Regions from separate parts of the Homo sapiens genome. Here regions 2, 3 and 4 are each linked to region 1. The links are chromatin loops, found by intact Hi-C in ENCODE. Cell type or tissue: PC-9. All regions are shown on one strand. Region 1 has its middle 32 kb from the start of CYCS. Region 2 overlaps GSDME (gasdermin E). Region 3 has its middle 51 kb from the start of OSBPL3. Region 4 has its middle 150 kb from the start of STK31.

Region 1 (5,000 bases):
GACTTCTCCCCAGCTATATTAGCTACAGCCAGCAGTGAAGTCCCATTGAGTATTCTGTGCACTACTGGAAATCCTGTGATTCACTCCGTGGGCAGTGCTGAATTAATTGTTAATCTGGTAGTGGGTGTTACTTTTTCTACTAGATTGTGAATTTCTAACTCTTGAGATGTCAGGTAAAAGCACTTCTGAGAGAAGAAAAAGGATACAAGGACAAAGAATCTGAGATTTGCCTTCTCTCTGGAAGCCTTTTCATCTTGCCATAGGGAACAGTTGAACCATCAAAAGCCCATTTATAATTAGTGTTAGTGAAACCAGGGGCTTTGGGGAATATTGGTCGTGAACAAAGGCAAGATTGGCAAATCTTGTTAAATTTTGTTAAACGGAAGACCCAGGATTTTTAAAAGCTGAAATACAGAATATAATATTAGTAAACTCATATGATTCTGCTTAAGATAATTTTTAAAACAAATGTTAAAAGGGTAAATTTTTAAAAAGAAAATTATATATATGTACTTTTATATATATGTAGGAACGTACATATATATACGTATATACATAGGCATGGACTTTTTCCTGGAAATTACCATAGCTACAATATGTCACTGGTCTATATCATGTTAATTAGCACTTGATCTGTGAAAGAAATCTGAGCGTGAGGTAATTCAGCACTGTCACCCAACTGGCCACATTAATCTTGAGTATTTTCCCCAGGGGATTAAAATCTGTCACCTGATGTGGCTACCAAGGTGAAATACATCCTCTCTCCTATGCTTTGCTAAGGACAGAGAGGGGCCAATTTGAGCTGTGCTAGAACAGGTTTGTTTGAATGGAGCCAGCATGTGAGCCCACTCAGACAATGGTCTGAGTTCTTCATTGAAGTCGTCTTCTTCCTCTGGTTCCAGTGTAGCCAGTGATGCAATTTGGTTTGCCCTTTTGCAGTGAGAACCGATTGGCCATAAGGTACTCAGCCTACGTTTCCTGCTCAAATGCAAGCAAATCAGTTGATTTACCAGCTCTGAAAATGTTGTGATCTAAACTTGTGCTAATAGAAACCCAAAGAAAGTGACACACATAAGACGTGTGGAAGTGCCTAGGGCTTCTTGGCATTCAGGAGCAGGGGAGTAGAGCATGCTGTACTTAATCAGGATTCGATTCTGTAGCTCTTTACCATCTACGAAATTATTTTTACCACATCCTATTAAAATTGGGAGGCAGCCTTGTTTGGTAGGAAAAATATAGCTTTGGAGTCAAGCAGAGCTGTATTTGAACCCTGGTGCTGCCACTTAGAAACTCTGGGAGGGACCTCAGGCGCTGAGCACTTTACCCCCTCTAACCTCCATTCCTCATTGGTAAGTGTGGGTGATGATGTCCAGCCGATAGGGATGCTGTGAAGGGTGAGAGATACCATATTCAAGTTCTTAGTAGAGAAGCTGATCCAAGGAACGTGCTTTGAAAACCAGTGACCTAGATCCTATTACCATCTTCCCATGTTTAGTCTTCTTCCATTCATGCTCATGTGGCTTGCTTTTTTTTTTTTTCTATCTTCTCCCGGGATTTAGAAATTACTTCCGGCCGGGCGCGGTAGTTTATGCCTATAATCCCAGCACTTTGGGAGGCTGAGGCGGGCGGATCACGAGGTCAGGTGTTAGAGACCAGCCTGACCAACATGTGAAACCCCGTCTCTACTAAAAATACAAAAATTAGCCGGGCACAGTGGCGTGCGCCTGTAATCCCAGCTACTCAGGAGGCTGAGGCAGGAGAATCGCTTTCACTCGGGAGGCAGAGGTTGCAAACAGCCGAGATCGCGCCACAGCACTCCAGCCTGGGCGACAAAGCGATACTCCGTCTCAAAAAAAAAAAAAAAAAGAAATTACTTCCTTGACAAAATCTCCTGTCTTGAATTACTAGTGCCTTTTTGCTGTTATGAATGGAATTTTTAATCATTTAAAATTTAACTTGGTGTAGAAATGCAGTTTATTTGCATAGGTGTATCTTATACCCTGCAACTCTGACTTTTTCATTTCCTTCATTTTGTCATTGTGGTTGTTGATTTTCCTAAGTATGTCAATAATTGTGTAATCAGTACTTTAACCAAAAGGAAGTACAGTGAAAATAACTTTATTCCTTTCCCCCACAGGCTTAGTGGGACTGGTTCCTGCCCTTCCCTGTCCCGTGATTTCTCTGGCCAATCTTAATAATTGTTTCAGCTGCAACCCCAATTGGAACTCACACTGGCCAAAGTGGAGCAGCTCTTGGGGGCCCCCTGCTGGGCCAAGTGTGACCTCTTTAGTTTCTGCATGGCAGGGCTCATGGAGGGTTCCAGCATCAGGGTCATGGCAGCCAGGGCGGTGGGTGAGTGAACACCAGGGGTGCAGGCTGGGGCTATTTACCAACTAGTACAGGAGATTTGAGTATTTTGACAATGGGTCCGGCCATAATGGTGTGGACTGGCTCAGTATCAGCTCTACTCTTAGGTAATAAAAAAAAATCCTCTGGTCTTGTCTAGGGCCAAGCCACTAGTTAAAATTTTATCTCATGCATTAGTCAAAATGCAAATCTTTAGGCCGGGCGCGGTGGCTCACGCCTGTAATCCCAGCACTTTGGCAGGCCGAGGCGGGCGGATCACGAGGTCAGGAGATCGAGACCATCCTGGCTAACACGGTGAAACCCCGTCTCTACTAAAAATACAAAAAATTGGCCGGGCATGGTGGCGGGCGCCTGTAGTCCCAGCTACTCAGGAGGCTGAGGCAGGAGAATGGCATAAACCCGGGAGGCAGAGCTTGCAGTGAGCCGAGATCGCGCCACTGCACTCCAGCCTGGGCAATAGAGCGAGACTCCGTCTCAAAAAACAAACAAACAAACAAACAAAACAAACAAAACAAAACAAAACAAAAATGCAAGTCTTTAAGATGAAAGCCTTTCCTCTACCCCAACTTGAGGAAAGGTGGGAAGATCAGCCTCCTCTCTGTTTCCTAGCCTGTACCGTCTGCTCCTCTTTCCCAGTCACCGTGGCTCTGGCAGCTCCACGTTTGACAGGGTGGAGAATGGGGGAAGAAAATGATCAGAAGCGGGAAAGGTGGAACTTCACAGACACAGATGTAATCTGGCACTGCTGCCTCCTGAGGATTTAGTGGCAGGCAGGATCAAATGTTGATATTGCCGCCCAGTGGACACAAAATGTAATGCAGTACTTAGATCAGGCAGAGCTTTCTCCCCTCAGCCTGCAGCTGACTCAGTGGAAACACGAATACAAGCGTGAGCCACTGCGCCCGGGCTCAACCACCTTTTTAAATGATATTTTTCTTTAACTGTAGACAACTGCAAGTATTTTTAAAAAGAGAAAGAAAGCAGTATAATGAAACTCCCTGAACCCATTACCTGGCTTCAACAATTATCAGTTTATGGTAATCGTCTCCATCTTGTCCACTCTTGTTTCATCTGTTCCCCAACCTACTCCTGGCCTTGCCTCTAGGTTATTTTGATGCAAATCCCAGACATTATGTCATTTAATCTGTAAATATTTCATTGGAACACCTGAGAAAATCAAACACTTTCTTAATATCATCAGTTATTCATGCAGTCATTATTTACATTTTCCTAATTGCCTTATAAATTATTAAGTTAGTTGGCTTGAATTTGGACCCAAATAAAATCCATGCATTGTCATTGTTGATATGTTTCATTTTTAAGTCTTCCAACAATAAGTTGCCCTCTATCTTTGTTGTTGTTGTTCTTACGATTTCTTGAAGAAATAGGTCATTTGTCCCGTGGACTTTCCCACAGTCTGGGTTTTGTTCACTGCACCTATGTGGTCATTTCGTGTGTTCCTTTATCCCCTGTATTTCCTGTAAACTGTTGGTTGAAGCTGGAGGCTTCACTAGTTTTGGGATCAGTTGTGTTGGCAAGAAGGAGTTGCAGGTGGTATTCTGTATTCCTGTCAGAAGACAGAATATCCTGATATCTGTTTTGTTTTTGTGATGTTAGCCATCACTGATAATCACTGCTCAGATTCATTAATTCACTGAGCATTGGGAAATGGTGGCACCTGCTGCTCATGTATTAGCTTTCCAGGTAGTAACTTTTATAAAGAAAACTTTATCAACTTTTTGGTTACCAAGGTAAGAGTCCTTACAGGAAAGGCAGGACAAATAGTTGATCGTTTCTCTTTATTTACCAGTTTTCAAAAGCACTGTGTCAGTTTCCTGGCAGTGAGTTTTGTTTGTTTGTCTTAATATAATATTATCTTGAACTCATGCATTTAAACATATTTGATGTGTGTCAATCTGTTGTAGTGCTGTGGTAGACAGAATAATGCTTCCCCCAAAGAGATCTATGTCCTAATCCCAGGAACTTGTATGCTGTTATGTGGCAAAGAGGAATTAAGATTCCAGATGGAATTAAGGTTACTTATCAGCTGACCTTAAAATAGGGAGATTAGCCCGGATTATCCCAGTGGGCCAAACGTAATCACAAAGGTCTTTACAAATAGATAAGGCAGGCAAAAGAGGAGGGCAGAGTGATGTAATATGAAGACTCTACCATTGCTGGCTTTGAAGATGGAGGAAGGTGGCCACCAGCCAAGGAATGCAGGCAACAACCTCTAGGAGCTGGAAAATGGCAAGGAAACAGATTTTTCCCTAGAATTGCAGGAAGGAACACAGCCCTGCTGACATTTTGATGTGAGCTCAGTGAGACATGGGTTGGATTTCTAACCTATAGAAGTGCCACTTTGTGTTGTTTTAAGCCACTAAATTGTGGCAATTTTTTACAGCAGCAATAGAGAACTAATACCATTACTATCCTTATTGACACTCATATTAACCCATCTTTGGCCAGTGTTATCCTTTTCAAGTTGACTTCCAAGATGAGGGTTTTCTTGCTCCTGATATGACAAGATGTTCCAGGGCCACCTACGGGTTAACTGGTTAATATTTAACTTCTAACCCAACGTATCTGTTGAAACTTGTCCTCTCGAATGTCATTGGTGATTTTTAAATGGA
Region 2 (5,000 bases), 370 kb before region 1:
GTCTCATCTATTTTACCACAATAACAAATAGATAAGACATAGGAAAAACGGGTTCAATCTTAGTACTGGTTAAGGAAATTCAAATTATAAAAATGTCTCACACGTGATAAAAATACATTGATGACAACCACAAAGCTGCCGAGAGACTCCATTTCCAGGAAGGAACAGGAAACAGGGACCCTGGAGCCTGCAGGGCTGGGGTTCGGATCTCAGCTCTGCCCTCCCACTGGGCAAGCTCGAGTGAAGGGCCACCTCTGCACCTAGGTTTTCTCGTGCATGAACTGTTGGTAACAGGGCCCCCTCCTCATGGGGTTCCGTCAGGGTTTAGATGACATGCATGCAGTGAGCCATTAGGGTGTGCCGAGCACAGAGTTAAATGCCACACAAACACTAGCTGGCTCCGCCCACCTTCCCGTGTCCCTCTATGAGGCTCACAAAACAAAGCCACAGTGTGTGCCCTGCATGGGAATTATGGGGCACTGAATTGAATCAGAGGTACGTTTCCACATCACTCCCTTCTTAAAAGCCTTCAATGGCTATATCCCATGTCCAGTGCGTTCCCAGGCTGAGGCCCCATGTGATCTGCCCTGCCCCCTGTTGACTTTATCTTCCAGCCTTCTTACTACTCCTTAAAAATGCCAGGTGTGTGCCTACCCCGAGGCGTTGGCACACATTCCCTGATGGCCACATTTCACTGACTCATTGGTCACCTCCTCGGGGAAGCATTCCCTGCACCCCCATCATGCTATCACACCCTAAGATCACTTCTCTGGAGAGCACATTTCCACAGGATATTTTTCTAGCTCATTCATTTATCTGCTCATGGCCTGCCTCCTCCATCAAGAATATAAACCCCACAGAGGTGGTGAGTGTGCTCTCCTGTTGACTGCATATCTCAGGGCCAGGATCAATGCCTAGTACGTAGGAAGAGCTCAGGAAATATTTTTGGAATAAATGAGTAAATAAAACTTGTGAGGTTTTTTCCTCTATTGGTTGAATGAATGTGTACATATGTATTTGTGCATCCACGTGTGAAAGACAGAAGACACGGAAGATGGGGGAAATGGAGGATCTGCAGCTTGGATCAAAAAATGGTGCATAGCAGATGCGATCTTCCTAAGGGATTGCATGTCTTGGTCCCATAGGCAAAGACTTTAAAGATAAAAGCCATTGTAACCACCGGTCAGAACATACATTCAACTGTTCCCTTTCCAATGGTCTCTTCCTTCTATTGCTCAAAATTCTAGCAGATTCTTGAACGTCTGTCTGTGCCCTCACAACTAAGGCATGGGCTCCTCCCAGCTAGACGCACGTCAGACACATCACCGCCTGGTGACGACCCCACAACTGCCGCCTTTAGGAGTCTGATGTGACTCTGCTGGATTGGAAATCACAGCCCTCCTACCCGCCCTAAACAGAATCCACTGAACACTGGACACTGCTCCTAGCCAGTGTGAAATTGTTTGAAAAGAAAAAGCTCAGCCTAGACTACTCAAGACTCCACTGCTTAAAATGCCCACCTCCCTCCAGAACCCCCACCTCAAACACCAAAAGAGAGGGGCAGCCATCTACGCAGGTGGGCAGGCAACTGCCTGCTGTATCCGATGACAGGGCAGTCCTGAGACGCTTGCTGAGTCGCTGCCTTCAAAAGGTCTCTGTGGGGCGGACCCACCACAGCGCAGGAACAGAAGCTCGCCCAGGGACGGAGACTGTCTCCAAGGCTAGGATTCGGGTGACCAGAAACGTGTCACACAGCCACAGCTCATGCAGGCCACTGGGAATCCTTCCCTGGGCAACCAAGGCAGGGCTGCCGGAAACTGCAGGCATCATCCACCTAGCAGCAAACACTTCCACCCAAGTCACTGGGATTCTGTTTCCCAGGACAGTGCTGCCACCTTTTGGAAACCAAATGCTGGAAATATTTAATCATCTTCAGTTAGGAGAGGCCCCACAGGGACAGCGGGGAAGCTACACATCAGGGAAAATGGATTTTTCGTTTGACTCTCTGAAAAGCAATCTCGGGAGGGAATTCTTCCCCATCTCCTCCCTCAGTCAATTCCACCAAGCCCCAAGCAGCCCCAGGGGGAGAGCTGGTGTCCCCTGGGGACGGTGTTCTCAGGTGCAGACCCAGAACAGTTCAAGGTCACCAGACCCTGGCTCTGGCCCTCCTCAGAACAGAAATCACCATGCAACAGGGCTCCCCTGTGCCCGCCTAGTGCAGAAACCAGCCAAATTTCAATGCAATTTGTTTACTGTATAACCTTATATATTTTATTATAAGCATTTAAAGAGGCCCATGGGTTTCTTCAACTGCTAATAGAGTTCATGAAACAAAACATTTAAAACTCTCAGTTGAGGGTTTCAGAAGAGTTTAAAAAAAAAGAGCCTAGAGAGGTTGATGGTAGTAACCAAAGTCACACAGCTGTGAAGCCCAGGTCTTTTACAATGGCCCACATGGCCATAGCACCCATAGCTGCTGTCTCCCTCTTCTGGGTGAGGGCACCCTTGGGCTGTACTAGGAATTGAATCTTCATCTCTATTAACTCTTGTATTGCTATGTTCATTTCTATATGTAAATATCTTGCCTATGTAACCAGACCAGTAGATGGAGGCTGGAAAAGCAAGTTATACCCAAGTCCTCTGGGAATCCTTATCAGAATATCCATGCCTGCCTGTTCTCCCCAAGCCCATCTCACTCTCCTCGTGGCTGCCGCCCTGTGCCATTTGACAGTTCTTCCCCAACTTGTCCTGATTTCTTTCCTCTCGGGCCCTGTGAGAGCCACTGAGCAACACAGACAGAATGGCTTTAGAGACACAGAAAACTATTAGTAGTGGTCGCCTCTTGGGTGGGGAACCAGATGGCGGGGAGGGGCTTTTCACCTTTTCTCTTTTGACCTTTTGACATTTAAACCATGTGAATAGATTGCCCAGTTCCAAAAAAAAAAAAAAGTATTTTAAAAAAAGGCCTTCTGGACAGACTGTAAGCTCCTGGAGGACAAAGTACTTGCTCTTTTTATTGGTGCCTAGCCCTGTGCTATCCACCCAGCTGGGGGATAAAATGAATGGTTTATCACATAAACCCGGGCAGGACTGGAATGAGACCCTCTCCCCAAGTCCAGCCAGGAGCCAATGCCCAAAGACAGGGAAAATGGAGCAGAAGCTCTTCCAGGAGAAAATGAACAAGCAGAGGTTCTTCATCCGCTTCACACATCTAAGGGCAGGCTCCTTGTTCTTCCTGGCGGGGGCGGCAACGTGAAAGCAAGAACAGGAGGCCACTGAGGCAGAGGCGTATATCCTCAACAGAAAGGGCCAGCCCCAAAGGAGCAAGTCTGGAGGCAGGGGAAGGGGGTGCATACTCAGTCGAGAAGAACTCCCTCTCCTCACTCAGGGGCTTGGCTCAACTCCGCCCACCCAGTTCTACTGTGAGGTTGCCCTTCTGCGCGTACCTGGCAGGTCGATATAACACAAAGACCTGGAGTCATCCCGGAATCGGTTCCCTGCTCCAATGTGGTTTAATGTTTGTCCCTTCTAAGTTTCATGTTGAAATGTGATCCCCAGTGCTAGAGGTGGGCCCTGGTGGGAGGTGTCTGGGTCACGGGGGTGGATCCCTCATGAAAGGCTTGGTGCCCGCCTTGCAGTAATGAGTGAGTTTACACTCTGAGTTCACACTGGTTAAGAGTGTGGTACCTTCCCCCTCACTCTCTCTTGTTCCTCTTTCTTGCTCCTGTTCTTGCCATGTGACATGTTTGCTCCTCTTTCACCTTTTTCCATGACTGGAAGCTTCTGGAGGCCTCACCAAGAGCAGATGCTGGCACCATGCTTCCTGTACAGCCTGCAGAGCCATGAGCCAATTAAACCTCTCTTCTGTATAAATTACCCAGTCTCAGGTATTTCCTTATAATAATGCAAACAGACTAACTCAATCTCCTCCTAGCTGAGCTACTGCTCCAGTCCTGAAGCTTAGTTTGCACATCTGTAAACTGAGAATTTGCTATGAGGGTTACGTTCAGTGAGATCTTGCATTAAATGACCCACACTCTACCCAGCAGATGGCAGGGGCTCTGTAAATGTTTTTTTCCTTCCACTATTGGCAGGGAAGGCAAGTCAAGACCCCTTTCCAGGGTGGTCAAAGAAATGGCCAGAATTTTCAGGATGCTTTATAAGGGAGCCCTCAGCCAGGTGTAGGAGGACGAGCCGCAGACAAAACTCCTCAGATACCAAGTTAAACAAGGAAGGGGTTTATTCGGCCGGGAGCGTCGGCAAGACTCCTGTCTCAAGAGCCAAGCTCTTGAGTGAGCAATTCCTGTCCCGTTTAAGGGCTCACAACTCTAAGGGGGTGCGCATGAGAGGGTCGTGATCGATTGAGCAAGCAGTGGGTACGTGACTGGGGGCTGCATGCTCTGCTAATCAGATTGGAACAAAATAGGATGGGGATTTTCACAGTGCTTTTCTATACAGTGTCTGTAATGTATAGATAACATAACTGATTAGGTCAGGGGTCAATCTTTAACGACCAGGCCCAGGGTGTGACGCCGGGCTGTCTGCTTGTGGATTTCATTTCTGCCTTTTAGTTTTTACTTTTTCTTTCTTTGGAGGCAGAAATTGGGCATAAGACAATATGAGGGGTGGTCCCCTCCCTTAAGGAAGTGGACCCTCAAAGCAATTAAGAGCATGGCTCCATGGACACAGGACAGGAGTTGGATACAAGACGCGGATACATTCAAGACAGCAGCTACATGATACAGGACGAGAGATGGCTGGAAAAGGAGACCAGGCAGGAGCTGCTGGGAGGCGGCAGGCAGAGATGGAGGGAGGGAAGCGTGGCTCAGAGCCCAGCGTGGTTGCTGGGGACCAGAGCAGCCCAGCAGGAAGGGAGGCTCCAGCTCTTCCAGCATCCATCAGCTCCCCAGGCCCAGCCCTAATGAAGCCGCCTCCTCTCCCAGCCTGAAGCTTTAATTTCCATTTTCTCTGCTTCTAAGACTTTCAAGAGCCAAAATGCA
Region 3 (5,000 bases), 62 kb before region 1:
CAATGCAGGGAAGTGGTTGCTAGGGTAAGGGGTGCACCCCAGAGCTGAGCACCACCAAGAAGCCCTCTAGCTGCTGGGCTGAGGGGACCTGGGTGACAGGTGGTGTCATCAGAGCTGGGACCTTGATGGGCCTGCCTGGCAGTGGTGAGACCAGTGGGGAGAGACATGGCTGCTGGAGCCTGAGCTTCTCCCCGCCCCCCTAGCCAGTCTCCCATTGCACAAACCCAGCTGGAAACCAAGGGACTCAGGGCCCTGAAAAGCCCAGCCTGCATGGGGTCACACAGCCCTGTGACATAAGGCAGAACTGGGGGAGGGCAAGAAATGGATCCAAGAGCTCACCGGCCCAAGGAAGCAACCTAAAAAGAAATCATCAATAAGTAAATGTTTGTGAATGGATAGAAAAAGTCACAGATTCTTGTACCTAAAGACTAAGTTTGGATTTAAGATAAGTGAGATAACGAGAAATCATTCCAGAAAAAGAAGTCCTGGAAAATATATCAGGCGAAGGATAGGTGGAATAAAAGCTAGAGTTAGGAGAAGTAAAAATAGACTATGTACTTGTTAAATGATAAGACGGAGAGAAACAACCCGAGTCAAAGTAGATAAAACATGCCACGACAAACTGCAAATTACAGCTCAAGTTCTCACAAATGAGTTGGACCTCATTTATAAGGGGAGAGTGTCAAAATAATTCCCTGTGAGATGTGACATGGGACGAAGCAGTGACAAAGAATCACAGAAGACAAACCTTTATCTTGAGGTCTTACCACACACTCAGGCACAAATTCGGTGTGCTGAGAGGCTGGAGTCCATGTCCTGATAGGTGATGGGGAATAAAGGATGAAATTGACAAAGAAACAGTGACACGAGGTCACAGTAAAGCTGTGGTATAGGCCTTTGAGGGCATGAACAGAATAAGATCAAAAAGCAACAGGAAACTTGAAGAGAGGATTCCCAAAGGAAAACCCAATTTTTATTTTGCCAAGAAAAGCCTAAACAAACAAAAGCTATATATCGCTGAAGAAATAGGAGAACAACAACAAAAAAAAAAATCCCAGAATAAAGCCAGGTCTTTACGTTGAATTCATTTAGATAAAATAAAACTCATTACATTGTCCTATTTTTCTCTATGTGTTACAAAGTGGTATTCGGTAAGCACTGGATTTTATGACCCCTGAATTTCTTCCTAGTCCTAAGATTCTACGATCTTGGCCTGTTTCGTTAAAGCGGTTGTGGTTCTGTGTCGGGCATTAGGTGAAGAGACTATTAGGGTTAAGAGCAGATTTTAATTTAATTGATATCCAACCAGATGATCGACTTGTCACCAATCGCCACTGAAGAACTGTATTGATAATGGGAAAATTAATCTCCTTAACAGTAGGAAGGAGGAAATGTGTTGGCCACACTCTCATCCCCAATGACCCTTCACCATGTTTGTACCAGATGAAATTGACTTTCTTTGGCTGAAGCTCTTTGGACACACTTAGCATCTAACCCAAGAGCAAACAATCTCTAAATTGGTCCGAAATTTAGGGAGTGGCCTGGTGCAAGAAATACCATCCATACAGAGACGAGGGAGCTAAACAGACTCTAGCTCCTTTTGAGAATTTGACTGTGAGATATGTGTAGAAAGAATTTAATTCCTCATTGTGTTAATGGTGGGGCAATTGTCAAGCTGGAGACTTCCTGATACCAAAAGATTTAGCAGCTCTCCTTTAGTGGCCCAGTTCAGCAGTGTAGCTCCGTGAGTGGTTCCTGAAAGCTTCATCTTGAGTCTTTCTTTTCCCCTCCCAATGACGCTACAAGCCATTTAATATCCATTCCTGCTTAAACCGGTTAGAGTGGATTCTGTTCTCTGAAACTTACCAAATGTAATTCCTGCATTAAAGGTATTACAGCCTTTTGGGGAGATAGACATGTGAACAAATCTATGAGGGTAATGCACTTTCAGGTACATAGCCGGTGCACTGGGAGCATAGAGGAGTGAGCGCCTAAACTCAAGGAAGCCGAGGAATGACTCACACTGAAACTTGAGAGAAGACACTGCCCAGGTTGCAGGTGCTAAGTCAAAGACCCATGCACTTGAGGGCTGCACGGAGCTTCAGGCGTAATCTGCAGGCAAAAAGGCATTGCCCTGTGTGGTTACAAATGCAAATACTGAAGGCAGAGAGATGAAATAACCAGCTCAAGGCTTAACAATTAGTTTCGTAGTCCACACTGGAGCACAGGTCTGATTCCCAGGTCAGTGTTGATTTAGGTAATATTCATGGACTCCTACATTTATCATGTGTGGATAAATGTTACAACAGAATGGAGAAAGTGGGCATATGACAAAATGTTTACGGAACAAGAAAGGTGAGAGAGTTGAGAAGTATGAAGCTGTTTGGCAGTCCCTGTGAGTGCCCTGAACCAAGGTGGCTGGAGCCCTTTCTGACTGTTCTGCCCAATGGGCCTTACAGGGCCATCTGCAGGGGGTGCCATAGCACAGTTCTGTCACATCAGCCCTTTGCCTGCTGTCTGCCTCATGTGGGGCAGTGGTCTGGTGTTGATTAGTCATTGTGGTCTGTCCCACAAAACAAAGAGCACCTGTTATCCTGGACACTGGACAGAGGAGAAGGGGGAGAGTGTGGCTAGATTTACTCAAATGTGTGACTGCTTTTGCAAAGACATTCTGGGAACCATGCTCCTACCTTCATCTCCCACATCTAGGAGGCATTTGTCCATCTCTTCACCATCCCTCCCTCCCTTCATATATCTCTTGCTATTCTCTGTACCTATGTATTCCTATATCTACAGCTATTAACATCAAATACTTATCTAGTGCTTACTATGTGTCAGGCAGTGCTCCAAGTGCTTTATGTTGATGAACTCAATTAATGTAGTCCTTACAACGGCCCTGTGATGTGGGTATTCTCTCATTTTCCAAGGAAGGAAACTAGACACATGGAGGCTAAGTCAACTGCTTAAGGCCACACATCTTATATCTACCTGTTCACCCACCTTCATGTTTACATCGCTTCTCTTTCCTCAAAGGGTGACTCTCTCATCCCATTGATCACCAGGTTTGTTGGTTCTATTTCCTAAATACTCCTCAATTTGCCCCCTTGGCTCTTTTCATCCTGCTTCTATTTTACCCAGTATAGGCTTCCTCCCCTGTCACCAGCCACTCCTGGTTTTGGATGATTGTCATAGTTTTCTAGCCAGTCACTCTGATTTCAACCTCCCCTTCCTCTTCCTCCATCCTGCACAAACGTACCCCAGCACAGGTAGCATGGTTTTTCTAAAACAGCATTTCCCAAGGAAGCTGCCTTGAGGCTTGAGGAACATCTAGCATGCCCGGCCTTGGACTTCTAGATGGCAATAGCACCTCTCAGTCATTGTGAGAAACAGATGCCCCAGACATTTTCAGACCGCTTAGCTGAGAATCTCTATTAAACACACACACACACACACACACACACACACACACACACACACACACAAATCAACTCCCTTAAATCTATTTAAAACCCTCAAATAGGTTTATGCATTCAACAAATATTTGTTAATCCCTTACCATGTCACGCACTGGGCTAGGTAGTAAGAAGAGTTGGTGAATAAACAATCCTCATGAAGCACACTGTGTAGAGGGCATGAGAGATGCCGAATAGCTGCTCACAGATGTGCTCAGTGTTGCACAGAAGTGTGAGTGGGGGGCAACAGGAGCCGGAGGAACCAGGAACGGCCCCTGCAGGATCTAAGATTTAAGCTGCAACCCGCAGGATGAGCAGGACTCAGCTGGTGAAGTGGACAGCGGAGAGAGGATGAGCATCCTGGCCAGAAAGAGCCACATAGGCACAGTTCCTGATGAGAAGCAGGGCACGTGGAGTCCCACAACAGAAAGAAACCTGGCAAGGCTAGGGCAGAGTGCTGAGTGTGGAGGGCGCAGGGGTGGGCTCCAGAAGGGGGCATGAGAAAGAGGCAGGTCATGCAGGGCCTGATGGGGTCACAGCAAGGGTACTGGCCTTCATCCCAAGACAAACAAAGTTGTTGGTTTAAAATCAACTTCACAGAGGTATAATTTAAAAACAGTAAAATGCCCTTTTGTTGAGTGTGTGGCTCATTGAGTAGCCACCACAGCCAAGATACAGCACATCACTCAGAAATTCCCTCCTGCTTCTTTGCAGTTAGTCCCTGGCCCCTGGTAACTGCTGTTCCTTGTTCTGATTCAACTGTTGCTTGCTATAGATTTAAAGAAAGGGGTCTGAAGGATCTGTCAGGCTGCAGTGTGGACAACAGATCAGAGGAGAGCAAGAATAGATGGGAGAGAGCCATTAGCAAGCTGTGGTCGTACCACAGGCAAGAGCTGGATTGTGACAATGGCAGCAGGGATGAAGAGGATGGAAAGGCATGACACATGAGAGAGGCATTTAGGATGGAATCCAGGTCCTCTGCATGGCCCCCCAAGGCCCTGAACCCAACAGCCCAAACCCATCCTTCCCGCTGAAAGTCCACAGATGCTAAGCTCCAGCCAAGAGAGCTGCTCCCCACTTCCGGGGCCAACCAAGCTCCTCCACACATACAAGCCTTCGCATGTGCTGTTACCTTTCCCTGGAAGTGTCCTTTCTCCCTGTCAGTGCATCGAGTCCTCTTTCATGACCCAGCATAAAAGTCATCTGTTCCATATTTTCCACTTAAATTATGCCCTTTACGTGAAATATTCACTGTCAGTAGCTAAAAGCTGCAGAGTAGATAGATTTCTAAATCTCTTCTTGATCACAATGTATAAAATTAATTTGAAATTTGAGTTTTTAAATACAAATTCTTATTTGTTTAAAAAATACATACTCTTGATTAATTGGACTGGAATACCCTTAATAAAGGGGCAATCTAATTGATTTTTTTAATAGGCTTTTAATTTTAGGATGTTTTAAATTTACAGAAAATTATGAAGATAGTACAGAGAATTCTTATATGTCTCACATTCAGTTCTCCCTACTAACATTAATTAATTAGTAACA
Region 4 (5,000 bases), 1.2 Mb before region 1:
GAGTGTTTCCCATCTGAAAGACAAAACTGCCCACGGTTTTGGTTTGTTTGTTTCTCCCCCTGCCTAAGAACCCGCAATGGTCCCTGGACCCTGCTGATCAGAATAGTTGCACTCACCAATGAAGCAGCAGAAACACCTCTTGCCCAATAACCCACAATGGTGCAGCCCCTGGACCCTGCTGATTGGAATAGTTGTGCTCACCGATGCAGCAGCAGAAACACCTCTTGCCTAAGAACCTGCAATGGTCCCTGGACCCTGCTGATCAGAATAGTTGCACTCACCGACACAGCAGCAGAAACACTAGTTTTTCCTCCTAGACCCCAAGGAGGCCCAAGGAAGGTTGGATTTAGTGGCCCTTACTGACACATTCTCAAAAACCTGTTAGAGTCCTAAGCATTTTCCTGTTAGTATTGGGACCTTACCACTGACCTATAAAGATGTTATTTCCAAAAAATGAAGTGGAGGGTCATACCCAGAGGGAGGGAAGGGATCTCCAGGGTTGAAAGAGTGATACCTTTTGTTCTCACTTATGTGAATAGGAAAGATACCATTTCTGAAGCTCCCCACATCCTAGCTTCAAGAATAGCTTTTGTTAGGCCTGCTAGTCTGAGGAGGGATCCTAAAATTCCAGATAGTCCCCCCTATAATGGGGCTTTGGGCAAAAATTATGCCTTTCTGATTGGTGAGCCTGGGTGCCTAAAGAAGGGAACAGAGTCCTGAGGTTTATACTGGAAATCATTCTTACAGGAGAAACTAGAAAAGCACAAGAGACAGGGAGTGGTTTTTAGAAGCAGGACTAGCCTTGGAGAAGAGAGGTGAGAGGAAGTTTGTCTGAGAGGCATTAGGACCCAGGAGGCAAGGGTCAGCATAGATAGGTTAGATGGTCGAGTCTCACTTGGGCGACATGACTTTGAGAGTTCTGCTCTTGGCCGCAGGGTCAACCAACTTGTTAGGACCTGGGAGCTGAATGGCTTTCCTCTCTGTTGACCCTCAGCTCAGCCCAGAAGTACAGGAAAAGCAGAAGCTTGTTCCAGGCACACCAACGCTCCCAACTCCAAATAGTTGGGGGTTGTTATAGAGTCCTTTACCAGAAAGCCTGACACCCATGTCTTTAGTCTGGCGGCTGTGCTAGTCACTTTTAACTGACTGACAGGTGCCCGGTATTTAGCCTCCGAATTCTAAGGAAAAATAGGACAGAATAGCAAGCAAAAGGGGTCCGATGGTACTCACTGCTTGGTGGTAGTCCCTTCGTGGTTGCCAAAATGTGTCTGGAATGGGTTCCTTCCAGTGGGTTCTTGGTCTTGCTGACTTCAAGAATGAAGCTGCGGACCCTCATGGTGAGTGTTACAGTTCTTAAAGATGGGGTGTCCGGAGTTTGTTCCTTCAGATGTTCAGATGTGTCCGGAGTTTCTTCCTTCTGGTGGGTTTGTGGTCTCGCTTGACTTGAGGAGTGAAGCCACAGACCTTCACAGTGAGTGTTACAGCTCTTAAAGGTAGTGTGGACTCAAAGAGTGAGCAGCAGCAAGATTTATTATGAAGAGCAAAAGAACAAACTTCCACAGCGTGGAAGGGGACCTGAGCGGGTTGCCACTGCTGGCTCAGGTGGCCAGCTTTTATTCCCTTTTTTGGCCCTGTCCACATCCTGCTGATTGGTCTGTTTTACAGAGTGCTGATTGGTCCATTTTACAGAGCACTGATTGGTCCGTTTTACAGAGTGTTGATTGGTCCGTTTTTACAGAGTGCTGATTGGTGCGTTTACAAACCTTTAGCTAGACAGAAAAATTCTCCAAGTCCCCACTTGACCCAGGAAGTCCAGCTGGCTTCACCTCTCAGTAGGATATGAAATAACTCCAAGCTTAGCGTTCCAATAATGGAACACTAGGCATAAATGAGCTAATATGGGGGAACCACATTTAGAAATACAGTGCTCTGAGACAATGTGCTCTCAATTTTACCAGCCATATTATTATTTCCCCATTATCTTCTTAAAGGGAGCTTTGCTCTCTGACATTGACTAATTAAAACAAAAAAATTTTTAGAGTGTTTGTCACATTCATGGAGTGATAGTATATTTCCTAGCTTTGAATGGTATCACAAAGGTTAAGATTGACAGATTAGAGTATATAAAAGTCACCATAGTGAAAATAACTAAAGTATGGCAGTTGACCAGGAAAACTTACATGAGTTTAGGAGACAAAGGTTAATAGTTAAAGCACATAAAGTGATTATTCAAATTTACAAGGAAATTATTGAGATTCCAGTAGATAAGTACAAAAATAAATATGTAATTTTTTTTTTAATTCCAAGAAGTACAAATTAACCTTTGGATTGTATTTCATGCTTAGTAAAGCAGTAAAATCTAAAAATGTCTAGGTCCTATAATATTGGTTAAAATTGGTGTATGTTTCCATTTGTGATAACAGTGTGAACTTGGTAGAAAGTAGCTTGGTCATATGTCTCAAAAGCCATAAAAATGATGATCTCCTTTGATCCCAATGACATAATTCTTAGAAGTTTGTTTTAGGAACATGACTTAATAGAAACAAAAATACACATGTGTAAATGTCCAATTGGAAATTGAATAAATGTGGAATGAGTGAATTTTTTCATAAAATATTGTACAGCAATATAATAGACTATTACACAGCATGAACTATGAAGACACACATTATGCTAGTACATAAAGGAAACAATATCTAAAAGGTATTTCTGGTTAAAAAAATGGGTGCAAAATTCTTAATTTAAATCCTTACTTTTCAATATTTTATAATGACTATTTCCCAACATACTGGAAAGTTAAAATAATTTGGTGAATATCCATATACCCATCACTTACATTCTACCATTAACATGGTGTTATACTTTATTATAACTATCTACCTTAACATTTTTCCATTTTTTTCCATTAAAAGTTCAACTTTCCCCAGCTATCAAGAAATAACCTGTTGCTGTCTTGAGAGATTTTTGATTAACAGAGGGGTAATTTTTAAACTTCTGTTGAGGATCAGAATGGTTTCTTGTAAGTTTGTGTATGGCCACCAGGTGTAGCTCTGGACCACAGCATTCAGTGATAAGCATCTGCAGGGAGGGTTTTAGGAAAGGCAACTTCTAAATGAAATCAAACTTGATTTGTTTATTTGGGTGAGGGAGAGTACAATAAATTTAACCTTCATTAAGATGTAAAGTAATTATATAAACCTTGATATAGAATCAAAACCTGCTTCCTTGAAGGATTTCAAGGATTTGATTTAGGTTATATATTTTCTTTATTGTTCAAAAGCTTCCACCACGTTTTCTCTTACCTGGAGTGTGACTTTCTTACTCCACAGCCTCAAGGTAATAAGTTTTGGCTTATGCAGCAAACATGTTTATGTCAGCAGCTGTTTGAAAGGTTAATTTTAGAAATATTTAAGTTAGTCATGGACATTCAAATATTCAGACTTCTTTTGTATAACAAAACCTCATCACAACTCGAATTTTTCTTTAGTGTGATTGTTTGATTGATGTCTATATCTTTTTAAACATAAACTCCATAAGGTTTGAAAATGTATGTAGAACAATTCCAGGCATTCAGTAAATATTTGTGAATGAATAAATGGAAAGAATGATTTGAAATTGACTGAAGGCTATTTTGTAACAATTGGTAAGTCTACTCCTTAAGAATGTGCTTGTTCCATTTTTAAATTTTCTTTTAATAACAGGATCAATTTTAAATAATCTTTACAGTTTTAAAATTGCTCCAACATGAAAATATTTTTCTGGTTTTATTTGTGAAAAATAGCTATTTTTAAAGGAAAGTAGAGCCTTAAACTACTTAAAATAGATTTTTATAATCAATTTTAACCAACAAGATCTTTTCTTTTTCTTCCCCTTTAAGGAATCCTGGGTTTCTTTCTATGCAGGGTGTCATCAACTGCCAATTTGTTTCTACCTACCAGAAAATAAAATCATAGAGGCAAAAATCCAGTAATATGGCCAAGTAAACGACTGGAATAACCAGATGAAAGAATTTTCTCCAATTTATAGTATTTTTTTAAAGGAGATATTTAATAAGCTATATTTGAAACAGTAGGTTTTTAAATAAAATGACGCTATTTAGAGTAAAAGGTCCTGGGAGAATTTTAGTGTAAATAAAGGAGATGTCTCTCTCAAAGAATTTAGTGTCATGCTTTTGAATATCTGATAGGATGGTGGAAAGATTCATCAAAGGAGAAGATGAACAATATTAGAGCTGTTGTTTTTAGAAGGACTCCTATTTATTTACAGGAAAGGGAAGATTCCAGAGAAACAAGATCACAAATTTACCTAGCTCAAGAATTAAATTATTGACTTACTATTTTTATAATTGTGTTCTGCTTTTACATGTCATCTTTCAAATTATACTTATTTATAAGGAAGAATCATTATATATTTAAGGGCTGGGACTTTGATGCTCTTTTCTCCCCTTCATTTCCTTGAAAGGTAAGTAATGTCTATATTGCATACCTGTTTTGTGTACCTTCGCTTTCTTCCTTTCTTTCCTCCCTCCTCTTTCCCCTCTTTTTTCTCCTTGCCCCCCATTTTTCCATTACTAGTTAAAAGTTAGTTTAAATTGCTGATATTCTGGAAACATGAAATATTTCTTGAGAAAGTTAAGGTACCAAGCTCTTACCATCATGTTTTCATAACTGCCCCAAAAATATTATGCAGATTAATGTTTTGACATTTATTTGCTTTTCCTTGAACGTCATGATTCATTTTTATCTGATATCAGCTCCATTTATGGCAAACAACTGGTATTTGCAAATTACAATTGCTATGACAAATTGCAAGTATAATTTTGATCATGATTATTGTACTTGCCTGAGTCATGGCTTGCATCATCTTCTGCCATCCGATCTATGATTCACAAAATTTTATTTCACTACATCCTTTTTAACCCCCCACATAAGCGTCAGACATAGCAGATAAATATGTGATGAAAATTTGTTTCAGAGCAAAACCTAGATAATTTCTTTTGG

What was found. Peaks named below come from ENCODE experiments on the same cell type or tissue, not always from the same donor. Only the 100,000 strongest peaks of a DNase experiment are listed, where the experiment ranks them.
Region 2: it touches region 1 in a loop (6-fold over the local background); 9 of 110 quality-filtered maps call a loop at or near these places.
Region 3: a loop joins it to region 1, with 5 times the contacts of the local background. A loop is called at or near these places in 2 of 110 quality-filtered maps.
Region 4: a loop joins it to region 1, with 20 times the contacts of the local background. A loop is called at or near these places in 8 of 110 quality-filtered maps.

Annotation. Positions count from the first base shown.
Region 1 is chr7:25,091,250-25,096,249 of GRCh38, forward strand. No RefSeq gene overlaps it. Among named protein-coding and RNA genes, the nearest start is that of CYCS, 32 kb to the right of the region's middle. RefSeq lists enhancers at 2,911-2,960, 2,981-3,060. In PC-9, CTCF peaks have their summits at 2,271 (motif pointing left), 2,471 and 3,174; DNase peaks (open chromatin) are centred at 2,132 and 3,122; H3K4me3 peaks cover 1,394 bases.
Region 2 is chr7:24,721,240-24,726,239 of GRCh38, forward strand. All of the region lies in intron 3 of GSDME (gasdermin E), which reads right to left. Among named protein-coding and RNA genes, the nearest start is that of GSDME, 34 kb to the right of the region's middle. RefSeq lists enhancers at 3,145-3,828, 4,513-5,000. In PC-9, CTCF peaks have their summits at 545 and 1,913 (motif pointing left); a DNase peak (open chromatin) is centred at 702; H3K27ac peaks cover 1,351 bases.
Region 3 is chr7:25,029,137-25,034,136 of GRCh38, forward strand. No RefSeq gene overlaps it. Among named protein-coding and RNA genes, the nearest start is that of OSBPL3, 51 kb to the left of the region's middle. RefSeq lists an enhancer at 1-183. In PC-9, CTCF peaks have their summits at 2,464 and 2,668; DNase peaks (open chromatin) are centred at 2,065, 2,495 and 3,215; H3K27ac peaks cover 3,407 bases.
Region 4 is chr7:23,860,353-23,865,352 of GRCh38, forward strand. No RefSeq gene overlaps it. Among named protein-coding and RNA genes, the nearest start is that of STK31, 150 kb to the left of the region's middle. In PC-9, a CTCF peak has its summit at 3,030 (motif pointing right); DNase peaks (open chromatin) are centred at 3,053 and 4,799; H3K27ac peaks cover 982 bases.